Regions from separate parts of the Homo sapiens genome. Here region 2 is linked to region 1. Evidence: chromatin loops called from intact Hi-C (ENCODE). Cell type or tissue: heart left ventricle. All regions are shown on one strand. Each heading gives the region's core, and the rest is flanking DNA. Links, peaks and the distances in the headings are about the cores only. Region 1 overlaps GDE1 (glycerophosphodiester phosphodiesterase 1). Region 2 holds the start of LOC124903658 (a long non-coding RNA gene).

The links. Peaks named below come from ENCODE experiments on the same cell type or tissue, not always from the same donor. Only the 100,000 strongest peaks of a DNase experiment are listed, where the experiment ranks them.
Region 2: a loop joins it to region 1, with 3.0 times the contacts of the local background. A loop is called at or near these places in 20 of 110 quality-filtered maps.

The regions. Positions count from the first base shown.
Region 1 is chr16:19,498,350-19,507,743 of GRCh38, reverse strand. GDE1 (glycerophosphodiester phosphodiesterase 1) reads left to right here. Exons shown (of 6, transcript NM_016641.4): 4 at 1-57; 5 at 2,652-2,863; 6 at 4,127-6,051. The coding sequence ends at 4,274. It overlaps TMC5 (transmembrane channel like 5), which reads right to left. Exons shown (of 22, transcript NM_001261841.2): 22 at 8,631-9,394. It also overlaps the pseudogene RNU4-46P. Among named protein-coding and RNA genes, the nearest start is that of TMC5-AS1, 15 kb to the right of the region's middle. In heart left ventricle, for the core only: a CTCF peak has its summit at 4,896 (motif pointing right); a DNase peak (open chromatin) is centred at 4,913.
Region 2 is chr16:19,175,725-19,185,118 of GRCh38, reverse strand. SYT17 (synaptotagmin 17) reads right to left here. Exons shown (of 8, transcript NM_016524.4): 4 at 4,580-4,728; 5 at 972-1,591. It overlaps LOC124903658 (a long non-coding RNA gene), which reads left to right and starts at 1,059. Exons shown (of 2, transcript XR_007065012.1): 1 at 1,059-1,656; 2 at 3,673-4,371. RefSeq lists an enhancer at 1-473. In heart left ventricle, for the core only: a CTCF peak has its summit at 5,017 (motif pointing right); DNase peaks (open chromatin) are centred at 4,720 and 5,028; H3K27me3 peaks cover 812 bases.

The sequences.
Region 1 (9,394 bases), core at 367-8,366:
CCTCAACTGTATAATAATAGTGTGGTCTGTTCTTTCTTGCCAGAAGTTATCTACAAGGTAACATTCGGGATTTTTCTTGTACATATTAGGTGAGCTGGTGTAGATAATTGCAATGGGCTGCGTAAGCACAGGATAGATGCCTATTAAATTGAACTGCATCAGGGTCACAGTTGAGAAGCTCCTCTTTTAAATTAACCAGAGAAATTCCAGAAGGGGAATGTACTCATACCCCTTACAGAATGCCATTATTCCTCTTTTGCCCCTTCTTTTATGTTGTTTATAGGCTCACTCAGATTACTGTAGTAAAATTCTCACAACAGAAAAGAATTATGTAGCCCCTACTTCTCACCAACTAACAGCAGAACATACCTTCATAAAATAAATTCTTAATTATGGAGAATCTAAAACATGCATAAAATAAAGTAGTAGTGTACCCCCCCTTTAACTGTGATCCAGCTCATTTCACCCATAACCCCATTGATCCTCCCCAGTGTTATTTTGAAGCAAATCTTATTCCATCCATAAAATTGCATTAAGAATCTTTAAAAAGTGATGCCATTTTATTTATTTATTTATTTATTTATTTATTTATTTATTTATTTTAAAAGACGGGTTCTCCCTCAGTTTCCCAGGCTGGAGTGCAGTGGTGTGATCACAGCTCACTGCACTCTTGACCTTCCAGGCTCAAATGATCCTCCTGCCTCAGCCTTCCAAGTAGCTGGGACCACAGGCGCACGTCACCACGCCCAGCTAATTTTTTATTTTTATTTTTTGTAGAGACAGGGTCTCCCTGTATTACCCAGGCAGTTCTCCAACTCCTAAGCTCAAGCAATCCTTCCACCTCAGCCTCTCAAAGTGCTGGGATTACAGGCATGAGCCACAGTAACCAGCCTAGTGATGCCTTTTTAAAAACATAGCCACAATGCCATTGTCCCATCTAAAAATTATTAACAATAAATTATTCATATCATCAAATATCCAGTGTATAAATTTTGACTTGTCTCGGAAATGTCATAAATGGTTGTTTTTCATAAATTGCTCATTCGAATAGGACCCAAGTAAGATCGGCGTGTTACAATCGTAAATCTTTTTTTGTTTGTTTTTGAGACGGAGTCTTGCTCTGTCGCCCAGTGGTATGATCTCGGCTCATCGCAACCTCTGCCTCCCGGGTTCAAGCAATTCTCTTGCCTCAGCCTCCTGAGTAGCTGGGATTACAAGCACACACCACCATGCCTGGCTAATTTTTTTTGTATTTTAGTAGAGACGGGGTTTTGCCATGTTGGCCAGGCTGGTCTCGAGCTCCTGACCTCAGGTGATCTGCCTGCCTCGGCCTCCCAAAATGATTACAGGTGTGAGCCACTATGCCCTGCCGGCAACTGTAAATCTTAAAACTTGCAGGTTCTGTCTCTCTCTCTCTCTGTTTTTTTTGTTTGTTTGTTTTGGGGGGGGTCCTTGTTTTGTATTTACTGAAGAAACCGGATTATTGTTTTGTAGAGTTTACCCAAGTCCAAATTTTGCTGATTATGCCATGATATGGCTTAATATTTTTTTCTCTTTATTTTCTATAAACTGGTAGCGAGAGCTGGAAGCTTGCCTTGATGAGGTTAGGGTTGGTTATTCTTGGCAAGATAACTCTAGAGATGAGGGTGTTTTTCCGTCAGGAGGCACTTGACATCTGGTTGACTCCTGTTGTTTTTGGCTGCTATTGATGCTCATTGGCCAGATCTGTCCATTTTCTAGGGAGCTACAAAATGCTGATATTTTAATTCTATTACTTCTTGCATTAGCTGAAATAGATCTTTAAAAAGAAACTTTTCCTCCTCTACTATTTAGTTACCAAATAGGCAGAATAAATGCTTTATCTTTCCTTTTATTTACCAGTTTCCAGAATAACAAGCTGGTTCCGTAGCATTCTTTACCAGTGACCAACAGAGCATACATTGAAAATTTTTACAGTGAGGATAGAGCCTATCAATAGAAGCTGTCATGGAGTTGAATAGGGTCATGGGGCTTGCAGACATTTGGAACAGTGTTTCCCAAACTTCCTTGACCACAGAGTCCTTTAAAACGTATAAGACATTCCCCCAGAGGAGCACAAGAGCAGAGACTAAAGGAACTCCATCCACATCTCTCCATTTCTCTGTTGTCCTCTCCCATTCTCTCGTCACAATCCCTTCTCTCCCTTCCCACCTCACTTCCCCATCCCCCTCCTCACCCCTACAACTCTTCAGCCATTTGCTCTGGAAAGGGTCAAAACTAAACAGCCCATCTTGAACTGACCTTGGTTCCCTCCTCATTGAGTTCTAATTAATTATCTCTGGCCAGGATTTAAGTCAATAGCCAATTAAAAGTTTATTCTCATGACATTATTAAAATTTGATCCTGAAGTTTTAATTTTTCCATTTTAAAGATAGGATTGCAGTTTTTAAGGACTGGGAAAAAAAAGTTCTCATATGTGCTGCATATTAGTGCTTTACATTCTTCACATTATTTTCTCAAAGGGTTTATGATTGAGAACTTATTTAGTAGATACCGGGGCAGGGTACCAACCATGACCACCTCATCTGATTGAGCACATTGGCTAAATCTAAACTAATAAGTATTCAACTTTACATATGATCATTATTTTACTTCCCCAAATTCCTTTGCAGATGAGACAAACAGATCGGGATGTAATAACAGCATTAACTCACAGACCTTGGAGCCTAAGCCATACAGGAGATGGGAAACCACGCTATGATACTTTCTGGAAACATTTTATATTTGTTATGATGGACATTTTGCTCGATTGGAGCATGCATAATATCTTGTGGTACCTGTGTGGAATTTCAGCTTTCCTCATGCAAAAGGATTTTGTATCCCCGTAAGTTGGAAGGTTTTTTATTTTACCCAGACAGACATCCTGAATGCTCTTATTTGAAAGGAAGGATTAACAGAGTAGACAACCTGAATTGGTTCTGACCTGCAAAGCTTACCATACCTCTAAATTGGATTACCAATTTCGCTTCTTAGGTGGGAAGAGTTCAGGCATATTTCACTGTTTTCAGACCGAGTCGATCACATATTTTCGGTTTTTTAGTGTATTTTGAAGAAAAAAAATGAACCTGTGACACTATGCTGAGCAAGGGATTTTATTTCTGTGACTGGTTTTTTTGAAAGCCAACACAGGATCCTGGGCAGAACCACAGTGAAGACATCCTGTGGGCACCAGCCTCCCCACTACCGTCTTATGTTATAGGCACTCCCCCACCTCTCCCCATAAAATTTCCATTTCCTAACCTGCTAGCGATCTCGGAATCATTTCTTTGGCAATTCTGTATCTGTATATTTCAGCTAATTAGAGTTGTAGGTCTAGTATTATTTCAGACATACATGATTCAGTTCAATAAATATTTGGTAAGTGCCTATACTATTGCAAGGTTCCATGTTGAGAAGCTGAAGATGCAGTGGGTAAAGAATCAAAGCCATGATCTCTGCCCTCGTGACGTTTATAGCCAAGTGGGAGAGTGAGAGATGCTAATCAAATAAAAATCCAATCAATATAAAGTTAAAACTAAGATACAGGCTATGTCAGAGAAAACTGTGCATGGGCTATAATCTAATCTGGTCTGGGTTGTCAGAAACAGCATCCCCAAGGAAGTGACAGTTAAGCTAAGATCTGAAGGGTGAGTGGGAATTGGGAGGAATCCAGATCAGAGAGAAAAATACATGTAATGTGCTCTGGCAGGAAGGAACATGGTTCTTTCCAGGAAGTGAAAGAAAATTAATATTCTTTCAATTAATTTAAAATTAATCAGCACAGAAAAGAAAGGGGGAATGTGGTGTGAGATGAAGCCAAGGAGACAGGTCGGGGCCAGGTCAGGCACACCTTCAGTGGCTGTGCCAAGGACATTTGGGGGTGGCGATCATTAGTGAGCTACTGAAATGTTTTAAGCTGGGACAGTGTAGAGGAGGTTCATGGCATCCTGGGTTTTGGAACAGTCCCTCTGATCACAGTGCAGAGGCCAGTTAGGAGGCATTCTCTGGGCACCATTGGTATGCAGTGAACACCATACTTAGTGGCCATTATGGATTCCTGAGACAGCTGCTTATTATTCTAACAGGATTGGCTTTCCTCTTTCCCCAGGGCCTACTTGAAGAAGTGGTCAGCTAAAGGAATCCAGGTTGTTGGTTGGACTGTTAATACCTTTGATGAAAAGAGTTACTACGAATCCCATCTTGGTTCCAGCTATATCACTGACAGCATGGTAGAAGACTGCGAACCTCACTTCTAGACTTTCACGGTGGGACGAAACGGGTTCAGAAACTGCCAGGGGCCTCATACAGGGATATCAAAATACCCTTTGTGCTAGCCCAGGCCCTGGGGAATCAGGTGACTCACACAAATGCAATAGTTGGTCACTGCATTTTTACCTGAACCAAAGCTAAACCCGGTGTTGCCACCATGCACCATGGCATGCCAGAGTTCAACACTGTTGCTCTTGAAAATCTGGGTCTGAAAAAACGCACAAGAGCCCCTGCCCTGCCCTAGCTGAGGCACACAGGGAGACCCAGTGAGGATAAGCACAGATTGAATTGTACAGTTTGCAGATGCAGATGTAAATGCATGGGACATGCATGATAACTCAGAGTTGACATTTTAAAACTTGCCACACTTATTTCAAATATTTGTACTCAGCTATGTTAACATGTACTGTAGACATCAAACTTGTGGCCATACTAATAAAATTATTAAAAGGAGCACTAAAGGAAAACTGTGTGCCAAGCATCATATCCTAAGGCATACGGAATTTGGGGAAGCCACCATGCAATCCAGTGAGGCTTCAGTGTACAGCAACCAAAATGGTAGGGAGGTCTTGAAGCCAATGAGGGATTTATAGCATCTTGAATAGAGAGCTGCAAACCACCAGGGGGCAGAGTTGCATTTTTCCAGGCTTTTTAGGAAGCTCTGCAACAGATGTGATCTGATCATAGGCAATTAGAACTGGAAGAAACTTCCAAAAATATCTAGGTTTGTCCTCATTTTACAAATGAGGAAACTAAACTCTGTGGAAGGGAAGGGGTTGCCTCAAAAGTCACAGCTTAGCTGGGCACAGTGGCTCATGCCGATAATCCCAGCAATTCAGAAAGCTGAGGCAGGAGGATTACTTGAGGCCAGACTGGGCAATATAGCAAGACCCCATCTCTAAAAAATTAGGCATGGTGGTGCATGCCTGTATTCCCAGCTACTCAGGAGGTTGAGGTGGGAGGATCACTTGAGCCCAGAAGTTCAAGGCTGCAATGAGCCATGATTACACCACGGCACTACAACCTTGGTGGCACAGTGAGAACCTGACTCTTAAAAAAAAAAAAAAAAAAAAAAAAAAAAAGATAACTAGAACTTCTAGAACATCTTGTTTACAGTTAGCCAGAAACTATACAAGTGGTTTAACATGCATTATCTTACTCAATCCATACAAAAGTCTTATGGAGGTGTTAGCACTCTTTCTACTGATGAAGAACTGAGGTACTTCATAAAACCACTTACCCAAGGTGTCTTGAGTCTGGTACAACTGGCATTCAAATCTAGGTCAGTCTGCCCCCAGAGCCACTACCCTTACCCCTCACTGAATCTGCCTTTATATTGTTGAGCCCATGACCCCAAACTGCTCTTTCCAATTTGAACTTCCAGGGATTTTATTGTGAACTTACATAGCAACATTAAAATGAAGTTGAATTGTTTTTAATGGCAACGCCGTCTGTCTCCTCTAGCTTACCGCTTCTCACCTTTCAACCCCATCTGTGGCCTTTGTCCAGGCCCACAGCTTAGCCATGGCTTCCCTCCTGCATCCCTGCCGTGGGTTGCTGGCCTCACACTTGCAGCAGCTGGACAGTGATTTTAGAAGGCCACCAGTCCCCATAGCTATGTGACAATGAGAAGCAAACTTTTTTGTGACAGATTGTATTGGCATAGGCATGATAGATGGGGATTGGTACGTTTTGAATCAGCATTTGCAAAAAAATTGTCTTGAATTTTAAAATAAACAACAAAGATTTGTTCATTGAGTGCAACAAATGTCTAAACTGCATGTACTTCCGTGCCATGTTATGACTAGAGTGAAAGGAGGAGGAAAAAGTGACCAAAGAAGATACATCAGGCCAGGCGTGATGGCTCATACCTGTAATCCCAGCACTTTGGGAGCTGAGGTGGGTGGATCACTTGAGGCCAGGAGTTTGAGACCAGCCTGGCCATGATGGGGAAACCCCATCTCTACTAAAAATACAAACATTAGTTGGGCATGGTGGCACATGCCTGTAATCCCAGCTATTCAGGAGGCTGAAGCAAGGAGAATTGCTTGAACCCAGGAGTCAGAGGTTGCAGTGAGCCAAGATTGTACCACTGCACTCCAGCCTAGGCCAGAGAGCAAGACTCTGTCTCAAAAAAAAAAAAAAAAAAAAAAAAAAGATACCTCTGTTCAACACTAGCTGTTCAACAGGCTGTTCAACACTAGCCTGGGCAACATAGTGAGACCCCATCTCTACAAAAAATTTACAAATAGGGGCTGAGATGGGAGGATCACTGGAGCCTAGCAGGTTGAGGCTGCAGTGAGCTAGGATCGTGCCACTGCACTACAGCCTAGGGGACAGAGTTTGACTCCAATCTTTAAAAATTTCATAATAATAATAATATCCCTTTGTGTTGTGGGAAGATCTCTGGAGAGCCATGAGATCTCTGTCTCTTGATCTTTATCCCAAATCCATTTTACCTTTGATTCAGCCAGGCCAAATTAAGGATTTAGGTCCTATGCTAAGATGGTCAGGGCCTCAAAAGGTGGAGAATTTGAATGATGAAATAAGGTATTAATAACTACTATTAAGCACTTCCTTGGAAGGCTTAGTATAGGGTTAATAACAGGATTTGGAATCAGAGAAAGCCAAGTCTGCCTTCCTATTCAGCAACTTACCAGCTATATGACCTTGGGTAAGTTACTGAATTTATCTGTAAAATAGGGGTAGTATTCTTGCGGTGGTAGTGATTAAATGAAAGAGTGCATGTAAAATCCTTGCTAATTAACATTTATTGACTGCCTACCATGTCCTAGACTGTTTAAAATGCTTTCCATGTACAGTAGTTTCTTTATTTTTTGAGACAGTCTCACTCTGTCACCCAGGCTGAAGCGCAGTGGTGCGATTTCAGCTCACTGCAACCTCTGCCTCCTGGGTCCAAGCAATTCTCCTGCCTCAGCCTCCTGAGTAGCTGGGATTACAGGCGCTTGCCACCACGCCCGGCTAATTTTTGTATTTTTAGTAGAGATAAGGTCTTACCATGTTGGCTGGGCTGGTCTCGAACTCCTGACCTCAGGTGATCCGCCCACCTCAGCCTCCCAAAGTGCGGGGATTACAGGCATGAGCCACTATCCACTGCATGTACACCTCCAGGAGAAGCAGGGCTGCACTGAAGTGGAGACAAGGGATGGAGGTGAAGGGAGAAGCATTCTAGATGGAAGCACTTAGCATCTGGTGAATGAGCAGAAGTGATGCTTTCAGAGAGAGTTCAGATTTCATTGTAGAAGCCCAAGCAGCAGCCGGGCATGGTGGCTCACGCCTGTAATCCCAACACTTTGGGAGGCTGAAGCGAGCGGATCATCTGAGGTCAGGAGTTCAACACCAGCCCAGCCAACATGGTGAAACCCCGTCTCTACTAAAAATACAAAAATTAGCCGGACCTGGTGGCACGCTCCCGTAATCGCAGCTACTCGGGAGGCTGAGGCAGGAGAATCACTTGAACCCAGGAGGGGGAGGTTGCAGTGAGCTGAGATTGTACCACTGCACTCCAGCCTGGGAGACAGAGGGAGGCTCCAACTCCATCTCAAAAAAAAGCAAAGAAAAAAGCACAAACAGCACTAAGATGACCCCAAGGGGAATAAAATCACTTCCAACATCACTTCCATGGGTTGCCTGCACTGACCCCACAGACAAGTCTCCCTTAGTCCCTGTGCTTCTTCAGAGCATCTACTACAACTGTAATTAATTATTGCTTAAGAATTAAATTCATGTCTAAACCTGCTAGACAGGCAGCACCATGAATTGTTCACCATCTTGCTCACCACTATTTGGTCCATATTTGTTGAATGAATGGATGGATGAACACTACATACAACTGTTACCAAAGATGACACCAAAAGAAATTAATTCCTCCGATGAAGTGAATTAATGAAAAAAATAAGTGAATGAAAAAGTGCGTGGTCAAGTGCAGTGGCGTGTGCCTGTAGTCCCAGCTACTTGGCAGGCTGAAGTGGGAGGACTGCTTGACCTAGGAGTTTGAGTCAAAGCTGGCAACACAGCCCAGCCTTATCTCTTAAAAATAAAAAAAAAAGGGAATAAATGACAGCACTGGTTGGGTGCTTGTGTTTCGAATGTATCTTAACTGCTTTCTAAATTCAGTTCCAATTAGGTTTTATGCGAGTGATTACTTAAGAGGAGGCTCCTCTCTCCTGAGTAACTGCACCTTTCTGCTGGACCTTTCAGTGTTAAGAACAGCCACGTGGCTTGTGAATCATTTGGCAAACCTGCAAAAACATTATACACACACGTATTCATTACATATGTGCACACACACACACATTCCACACATCACCACCAGTTTCATATTTGGTTTGAATAAGACTTTTAATTTACTTTATTTATTTATTTATTTATTTTTTTGAGGCAGAGTCTCACTGTTGCCCAGGCTGGAATGCAGTGGTACAATCTCGCCTCACTGCAACCTCTGCCTCCCAGGTTCAAGCAATTCTCCTGCCTCAGCCTCCCGAGTAGCTGGGATTATAGGCATGTACCACCACGCCCAGCTAGTTTTTTTATTTTTAGTAGAGACGGGGTTTCACCATGTTGGCCAGGCTGGTCTTGAACTCCTGACATTAAGTGATCCGCTTGCCTCAGCCTCCCAAAGTGCCGGGATTACAGGCATAAGCCATCGCACCCAGCTAATTTCTTTTCTTTTCTTTTTTCTTATTCAGTCTCCGTAGAGACTGTCAAAAATTGCCAGCGCTGATTATATTTCAAGTCATCACGGTGGGGTATTGGGAAAATTTCCAATTAGCAATAATCGCGTCTCGGATAAATCTCATTGGCTACGGTACTGCCACTGCAAAGCTAGCTTGACGTAGGACTTTGATGGTCATGTATAACACCTCACAGGGGCAGAACCTCCTCCATCCCCGACTCCAAAGACTCATGTAATCAGTACGCAAGAAAGTTCAGAGATGAGACCTCTGGTTGTATTCCACCTTTGGGACATGGGGGATGTCTTTAGTTCAAAGTCACAAATAAATGCAGGTTCTACAATTCAGAGGCTTCATATCCCTGCTGGAGTATTACATGTTTATTCAGGATGGACCACTTTTCTTAGCAACAG
Region 2 (9,394 bases), core at 846-8,845, 320 kb after region 1:
GGGAGGGAGGGAGTGAAGAGAGAAGCGGGAAGGGAGGGAAGGAGGAAGGAGTGGCTGGGTCTTTTCCTTTCCTTGGGCTCCCCACATCCTTCTACCTACAATGGGTAGACAGTTACCCTCTAATATGCAGGAATGCACAACAGCCGACTGGAGACACAGCCTGGTCCGTGGGTGGCTTCCCGAGCAGCCAACCACATTTCCCTGGGCTGGACAGGGGGAAGGAAGCCAATCTAACAGTTGGCCTGAAAAACATCCATGCATCATCCTGTTTTCCAGCCTTCACTTTTTCCCCAAAAAAATCAATTTCTGAAAGTCAAAATGATTGATAGCTTTATACCCTGTGCAATCATTCTCCTTATTAAATAACTCAGCATCGATGATTTAAAAAAGGCTTCCAGAGTGGTGGTGGTTACAGGAATCTATACATGTGATAAATTTTCACAGAAAGACACACACATGAGTGATGCATGTAAAAAGTAGTGAAATCTTGAGGTCAGGAGATCGAGACCATCCTGGATAACACGGAAAACCTCATCTCTACTAAAAAAAAAAAAAATACAAAAAAATTAGCAGGGCGTGGTGGCGGGCGCCTATAGTCCCAGCTACTCAGGAGGCTGAGGCAGGAGAATGGCGTGAACCTGGGAGGTGGAGTTTGCAGTGAGCCAAGATCACGCCACGGCGCTCCAGCCTGGGTGACAGAGCGTCTCAAAAAAAAAAAAAAACTACTGAAATCTGAGTAAGCTCTAGGTTAGTTACCAACATCTATTTCCTGGTTGCGTAAGATGCTATCATGCTGGATCAAGAGGACACAGGAACTCTCTGCTATTTTTGCAACCTCTTGTGAGTCAAAAATTATTTCAAAATAAAAAGTTTTAAAAATCCAAAAAAGCCTTTTAAACAGTAAAATAAAATAAAAATAATCACTTTTTAAAAAAGCTCCCAGGAGGAAACACCACAAACCCATCCCTTACCTGAGAACTGGGAATCAGCGCCTTCCACCAGTGCCCGCCCTTGACCAGGTCAACTTCACACAAAGGCACAGAAACTTTCCCAATGACACAGTGGCGGGAGAACTTATCAAAATCCACCACGGTCAGGAGCAGGGTCCTCCTCTGGGCCTCCAGGAAGGGGATCTCGAAGGTGTAGCGCTCCTCAAACACGGGCTTCTGGGTCTTGCGTTTGACCCCGGTCTGCTTTGAGTTCTTCTGGTCTGGCAGGAGACAGATCTTGACGTAGGGGTTGGAGTGCGCCATGTCCTGGCGCGAGCCATCGTGGGAGATGGGAGGTGGCAGGTCCCTGGCCTCGATCACGCGCACGGTGAGGTGGTTGTGCAGCAGGTCGTACTGAGTGCTGAAGTGCAGCATGCCCAGCTGGTACTTGGACAGGATCTCCTCGTCTGTCAGAGAGTCCACATCGTCGCTGTTGGAGTCGAGGGAGTACAGGTGGGGTTCGAACTTCCTGAAATAGTCGTCGGGGTTATAGGTCCGTCTGAGCACCGAAGGTTGGATGGGCTCCTTCTTGGCGCTGAGAACGCCAAACTCGATGGGTTTAATATCGATGAGTGGAGAGCTGGGACGTCTTGACTCAAGACCTGAGAGCCACCAGAAATAACAATGAAGACAGCCACATACGGGGCAGACCTGGGCCACTTTGCAGGTAAGCAGATTCTTGCATTGTTTACTCTGCTTCAGAATGACCTTTGCCATCTTTCTCCACACTCTGAAATACTCACTGATTCTGTGACAGATAGTTTGGTGGCACTATTGACACCTTGCCATCATCACAGCAGCTAAGTGCCAGGCACTGCTCTAATGGACTGTGTACACTACATCATCGCATATGTGCAATCACAATCTTCACATCCCCTTGAATTATTAGATAATTACTATTATCCCCACTTTATAGACGAGGAAACAGAAGCTTTAAGTAACTTTCTGAAGGTCACACACTTGCAAGTGTAGGAGCCAGGGGTCAGGCTGGTCTAGCTGACCCCAGAGTCTGGCTCTAACCATTATCCTACGATGTCTCCACTTTAAGAGAGTGAGCTCTGGGACCAGAGTGCCTGGGTGGAATTCCATCTCAGCCACTTACTCACTACTCGTGTACTCATTACCAGTGAGCCATGTGACTCCGGGCATATTCTTTTGACTCTCTGGGACTCTGTTTTCCCATCAGTAAAATAGAGTCAATAACGGCACCTACCTCAAAGAATGTGGTGAAGATTCACTGAGCCAGGGCATGAAAAGAGCATGGCACAGAATGTGCCCGTAGGCACAGACCAATAAATGGGAACGACTGTACTTCTTCAAGGTTCATATTCAAACCTCACCGCTTACGGGCCGCCTCTCTCCCTTCCATGAACCAGCAGAATGCATTGATCCCAAGTTCATTATTCCAACCTTTGCACATCCCTCTCTTCTAGCAATGAGCTCATGGCATTCTTGCTAATTGCCCAAACAGTTGTCTTTATGAGACATTTGCCAGAGGCATGGGAGGTACTCTGATAGATGTATGCTAAATGGAGATAACCTGTGTTCAGAGCTGGGCATGAGACTTAGAAATTACCTAGGCCCACACTGTCCATAGAAAGATAACGCAAGCCAGAAATGCAAGCCACACATGTAACTTAAAATGTTCTGGCAGCCACGACTTTTAAAATATGCAAATAAAAGGGCAAAATTCATTTAATTTTATTTATTTATTTTGAGACAGAGTCTTGCTCTATCGTCCAGGCTGGAGTGCAGTGGCGGATCTCGGCTCACTGCAACCTCCACCTTCCAGGTGCAAGTGAATCTCATGGCTCAGCCTCTCAAGTAGCTGGGACTACAGTTGTATACCACCACACCTGGCCCATTTTTGCATTTTTAATAGAGATGGAATTTCATCATGTTGGCCAGGATGGTCTTGAACTCCTGGCCTCAAGCTATCTGCCTGCCTCGGCCTCCCAAAGTGCTGGGATTACAGGCGTGAGCCACCGCGCCCAGCCTGCAAAATTAATTTTAATATTTTATTTTATTTAACCCACTATATCCAATGTATACTCATTTCAACATGGAACCAATATAAAAATATTTTAGTGAGATACTTTAAATCCTCTCTCTCTTTTTTTTTTTTTTTTTGAGACAGAGTTTCATTTTTGTTGCCTGAGCTGGAGTGTAGTGGTGCAATCTCGGCTCACTGCAACCTCCACCTCCCGGGTTCAACCGATTCTCCTGCCTCAGCCTCCCAGGTAGCTGGGATTACAGGCATGCGCTACCATGCCCGTCTAATTTTGTATTTTTAGTAGAGATGGGGTTTCACCATGTTAGCCAGGCTGGTCTCGAAGTCCTGACCTCAGGTGATCCTCCCGCCTCGGCCTCCCAAAGTGCTGGGATTACAGGCATGAGCCACCGCGCCCAGACTTTTTTTTTTTTTTTCCTCACTGTCCTGAAAGTCCAGTATGTATTTTGCACTTACAGAACATCAGTAAGATTCAGTCTCACACCATTTACGTGCTCAACAGCTACGTGTGTCTAGTGATTGTTATACCAGACAGCGCAGCTCTAGACCAGCCCTCTCATTTTACAAATGGGAAGACTGAGGCCTAAAGAAATCCAGTGCTCCCTCTGTTTCACTATTTCATGCCCTTGAACTCTTTTTTTTTCTACTTTTTTCTTTTCCCTCTATCCCCAGGAAAGGTTGGACACCAATGATCTCCACCTGAATGGATTTGTTTCATGCATTTGAAGCTTTTCCCTCTGTCTGGTGAATTTCAGACATCGGTTCACACAGAGCAGAGATACTTTTGTGGAGCAGAAGGAGGTTGGGAGCCTCTGGGTGTTTGTCCTCCTTTTTCCTCCTCACCCAAATCATGCTGTTTGGTCAAACACATACGCCACACAACAGAGTGGACAAATTGGGTGGTCAAATTTGATGGCCACACATACATTTTGTTTAGGCTTGAAAGTAAGAATGTTTCACATAAAAAAACCCAGATTGCCAATATCTCTTTACAAAGATCAGACAATACGGAGCCCCCAATCCCATACAGCTACCATTGGCCAGAGCTGAGTAGCAGACACCCTGGCCCCCTTTCAATGGGGCATTTGCTTTTCAATTGACCGAAGTCCCCACCCTGCCCTAGTAACTCTCCAGACAGAGCGGCAGCTGCCATTTGTCACTGCACTCAGGCAATGTTTATCTCTATGCAACCTCTGCACTTGGCCACTGATGCAACCCGCCTAGCTCCCAAAGTCACCAGAATTGACAAACCCTGCTATATAATATAGCCACACTCATCTTTCAGAATCTGAAATGATATACACTGACAATGTTAATCAATTCAGCCAATTCAATCAAACTTAAAATTAATAAAGCAAAAATCAATCAAAATGATTGCTTTTGATTAAACTCAGCAGCAATCAGGTGTGATGCCCTCCTCTGTCACACCGTCATTATCTCTCTCTCGCCCTGTCTCCTGGACTGTCATCCCACTCTGCCGCCCTCCCCCAGCAATAACACTGCCCTTCATGACTCTCCGTGGGAGAGTGTCTGGGAAAGCCAGCCAGGGCCCCCAGAAAGGTAAAGCAGAGATACTTACTCGAAATCCTCCGCGTCAGGCTGTATGTAGACTTGGATGTGTCTGAGGACGAGCGTCTTCCATCCGGGGAATTGGTCCGTGGGGTCAGCGGGACTTCGCTGGCCGTGTGGACAGAGTCACCATCCTTGTCACTGCTCCGGCTGGCCATCCTATAGGAAGGGAAGAGGTCTCAGTAGCTGTCCAGGAATCCCCGGGGACTGGCATCTCTGTCCCTTGGGGGTTAAGACCCACGATGAAACCGCTCTCAGACTCATTTTATGCAACATGGAATAATGCAAATTTGACAGTGTGGTGTCCTTAAACTCTCAACAACGTCTTGCTTTTTGCACAAAATGTGAAATGATATGAAGAAATATTCCCCAATTTAGAACAATCTGTCAAGAACTTGCATAATTTCAAAGCTGGGGTTGGGTGGAGAGCTGTGTAAAGTTAAGCTGTCGCCACGTGGGGGCGCCACTTTGGCTCAGTGAAGCCCGAGACCTGTCAATCTCCAGCCTGGAGTGAACCGTCTGGTTGTTTTATAGGCATCCGAACTTCTGCTTTTGGTTACAAGTGTCCTGGTATTTCAACAGTCACTGTGTCTATAATTTAAGATCTTTTAAAAATATCCTATAACAATGTCACTCAAGGGTTCTTTGCGCGGCAGAAATGGCCCTGAAAATCAACAATTTCTGAACAGAAGTTTGATGTAAAGAAATAGCTATAAATTAGCAGCAGCCGTGACTCAATGTGCTCCCAATAAAGAACTGCTGAGAAATTGGGAAGGAGGATGTAGGGGTGGATGGAGAAGGAAGACGATACAGGGTAGTCATTGAGAGAACCGCTGGGGCTGAACCCTGGCTGGGTGCTGGGGCAAGTCCCTTTCCCCTCCCGTACCTCCATTTCCCCATCTGTAAAGTGGAAATATTGACAGTACCCACATTATACGGTGGTTGTAAACACTGAATGAGTTAACACATATAAAATGCGTAGAGGCCGAGCATGGTGGCTCACACATATAATCCCAGCATTTTGGGAGGCCAAGGCAGGAGGATCCCTTGAGGCCAGGAGTTTGAGACCAGCCTGGGCAACACAGCAGGACCCATCTCTACTGAAAGTTGGCTGGGCATGGTGGCCCACAGCTGTAAACTTTGTGAAGAATGTAAACTTTGGGAAGCTAAGGCAGGAGGATCACTTGAGCTCGAAAGTTTGAGATCAGCCTGGGCAACATGGCAGAACTCTGTTTCTACAAAAAAATTTTTTAAATTAGCTGGGCATGGTGGTCTGTGTTTGTAGTCATAGTTACTTGGGAGGCTAAGGCGGGAGGACTGCTTGAGCCCAGGAGTTTGAGGCTGCAGTGGGCTATGATTGTGCCACTGTACTCCAGCCTGGGTGACACAGCAAGAGACCCTGTCTCAAAAATAAATAAAATGCTTAGAACAGTGCTTGGTTGCGTAGTAAACAGCTGCTCAATACATCTTGAAACATTTTTTATTGATTGATCGATCAATTCATTGTTTTTTTTTTTAAGAAACAGGGTCTCACTATGTTGCCCAGGCTGGACTCGAACTCCTGGGCTCAAAGTGATCCTCCCGCCCTCAGCCTCTTGAGTAGCTGGGACTATAGATGCATGCCTCCATGCCCAGCTTAGTTGATATTATTACAACTGGGGTGGCTTTAAGATCCCCCCCAATACTCATAAAGCTAGGTAAGGATGCTGGAGGGATGGGAAAGGAGGTAGAAAAACAGCTGGTGACGTCGTTTTGAGACTGATGCTGCTAATAACATGCCCCTAAGCCATAATGGCTGTAGATTTATGCCTTCCGAGGCTGCATACCCCCCAACTTGACATTAAAGCCTATGGGAAAACTCGTCTTGAAAAATGCAAGTTTTGAATGCTGTGAGGTCTTCAGACGCATCCTGTGCATGAGATGAGACTGATCTGATGTTCTTCAAAAGTGTTATCAGGAGCTAGGCATGGTGGCTCATGCCTGTAATCCCAGGACTTTGGGAGGCTGAGGTGGGTGGATCACTTGAGGTCAGGGGTTCGAGACCAACCCGGCCGACATGGCGAAACCCCATCTCTATTAAAAGTACAAAAATTAACCTGACGTGGTGGCATGCACTTGCAGTCCCAGCTACTTGGGAGGCTGAGGCATGAGAATCACTTGAAACTGGGCGGGCACGGTGGCTCACGTCTGTAATCCCAGCATTTTGGGAGGCTGAGGCGGGTGGATCACGAGGTCAGGACATCGAGACCATCCTAGCTAACACGGTGAAACCCCATCTCTACTAAAAAAAATACAAAAAATTAGCCGGGCGTGGTGGCGGACGCCTGTAGTCCCAGCTACTCGGGAGGCTGAGGCAAGAGAATGGCATGAACCCGGGAGGCAGAGCTTGCAGTGAGCGAGATTGCACCACTGCACTCCAGCCTGGGCGACAGAGCTAGACTCCGTCTCAAAAAAAAAAAAAGGAGAATCACTTGAACCTTACCCAGTCTTGGGTATCCCTTTATCACAACAGAAAACAAACTAATACAGGTTGGGAGAAGGATGAATAACTAATTTGCACCACTGTTAAAAGGCAGAACCCCAGCTAAGCCAGTAATGCTAAACTCTAAATGGCACACACTCCCAATCGCCAAGTGGGGCATCTCTGAGAGGGCTGTAAGAGCTCTGCACATTGTAGGCATTCAATATGTGCTTGTTCGACAAACAATCAACCAACTTGACTTTAATTCACTCTTCAATGAGGGTCTTTCTGGCATTGCTTCAAAAAGCACCAGTCAGATTGTGCAGTTTTCCTAATCTTCACCAGCCCAGCCCAGCCAAGAAAAGTTGGGGGCCCACAGGACATGAGCATATGTGACAATTAATGTATCCCCAAGATCACACGCAGAGCACACACAAAGGGCCAGCTCATCTGCCACATGCCAGTCCACAGAGGCAAGTCCCATGGTTCTTGGCTCAAATGTCGCAGTAGGAACAGCACTGCAAAGCCCATACACTTGACATTTCTACTTCCTGTCTGTTTGATAACATGCAGCTGCCCACTTGGTAAATAAATCTGGGGAAAACACAAAGCTGTAAATTTACTTTCTGAATGATTTAGCCATCTTCCCTTTACAGATTTCTCTTACCGTTTTGCATTATGCTGAGTGTCAAAACTGTATTAAGCACTGCCCAGTGTTCAGAAGAGACCTCATTCATCCTGGGAAGCACAAAGGTCACGCACAGCTGTTCAGTCTGTAGACTGCACAACCCTAGGTGGTGCCATTCATAATGGCCACCATGTGAATGGCGCCACCTGGAATTTTGTGGTGTATTGGCCCTGCTGGGAAAGTTCCAGTCCACTTCTCTACTAGTGGCAAAACCAAAAGAAGTATCTTCCCAGAGGGTCCCAGCCCCCTTGCCCCTGCTTACACAAAGGGTTAGCAGCAGTCAAGGCAAAACGCAACTGTCCTCCAGCTCAACATGAGAACCTAGGCTGTGCATCTGTAACACTCAACATTTGGATATCTAGGGGGCAAACAGGTACCTGGCTGTGATACTCAACACCTGTGAGGGGTCTCCGCTGGTATCGAAGAAAATCCAGATTCCTTACTCTGGCATTCAAGACCCAACTCAGCCTAAGCTTGCAGGCTCCCCCAGCTCTTCCTAGATGTAGTTGTGGCCTGAATCCTACAGGTGTGTGTGGAGTTGAGATTTTTGGTGAAAGCAACTCATTAATCAAGCGATAATTCACAGCCGGTTGCCGCGGCTCTCACCTGTAATCCCAGTGCTTTGGGAGGCTGAGGTGGGAGGACTGCTTGAGGTCAGGAGTTTAAGACCAGCCTGGGCAACACAATGAGACGCCTATCTCTACAAGGGGTGATGTCTGCCCACCTCTCTAGTCAATTTCCTCCCCTCTAGTCACAATACCCCAATTGTCTATTACAGGGGTCTGCAAACTACAAAGCCAAATTCACTGCCTGATTTTGTAAATGAAGTGTTAATGAAACACAGACGTGCCCGTTCATTTACTGTCTACAGCTGCTTCTGCATAACAATGGTAGAAATAAGTAGCTGCAACAGAGACCATATGGCCCATGAGGCTAATATATTTATTATTTGGTCCTTTAAAAGTTTGCCAACCCCTGGTCTAATAGTTCAGTTCCTGTGTTTCTGGTGGAAATGACCATCTCCCTGGTTTCCTGGGTGGGCAGGTAACTGGCATGATTCTAGCACCATTTCCTCCAAGTGAAAGTGATTGGTACATAACCCGAGCCAGGCTAATAAGAGTCTTTCCTGGTTTTGTTTTGTTTGTTTGTTCGTTTTTTATGCAACCGCAACAGAATGCAAGTCTAGTGCTGCCACATGGAGAAAACAAGCTTAACAATGAGGCCAATACAGAAGAAACAGAGAAAGAAAGAGAGAGAGAGAAAGGCTCTGATGACATGATTTCTGCTCCTGGATCCAGCTATGCCTGAAGCCATCATTCCTGATTCTTTCATAACAAGGTCTTATGCAGGACTGTCATATATGGAATGCAGGGTGTAAATGCACAACTCTAGGGGGCAACCTGACTTACATACCTGCCTTACCTCCTACGTGAGACTGAAAATTCCCTGAGCATGGTCACAGGACCCTATCTAGCCCTGTGTATACCACAGCGCCTGGCACACTGTACTTAAGAAATAACTACAAAAGGAACTGAGATTAACTTTTCAACTGATGATTGGCACTTTCAGGATGCAAGTTCTGCCTGCAGGATAGTCTGTCAGTCAACAACTTTTTCTGAGTGAACAAGGCAGGCAAAACTCCCTGCCCACATGGAGATAGCATTCTTGTGAGCATA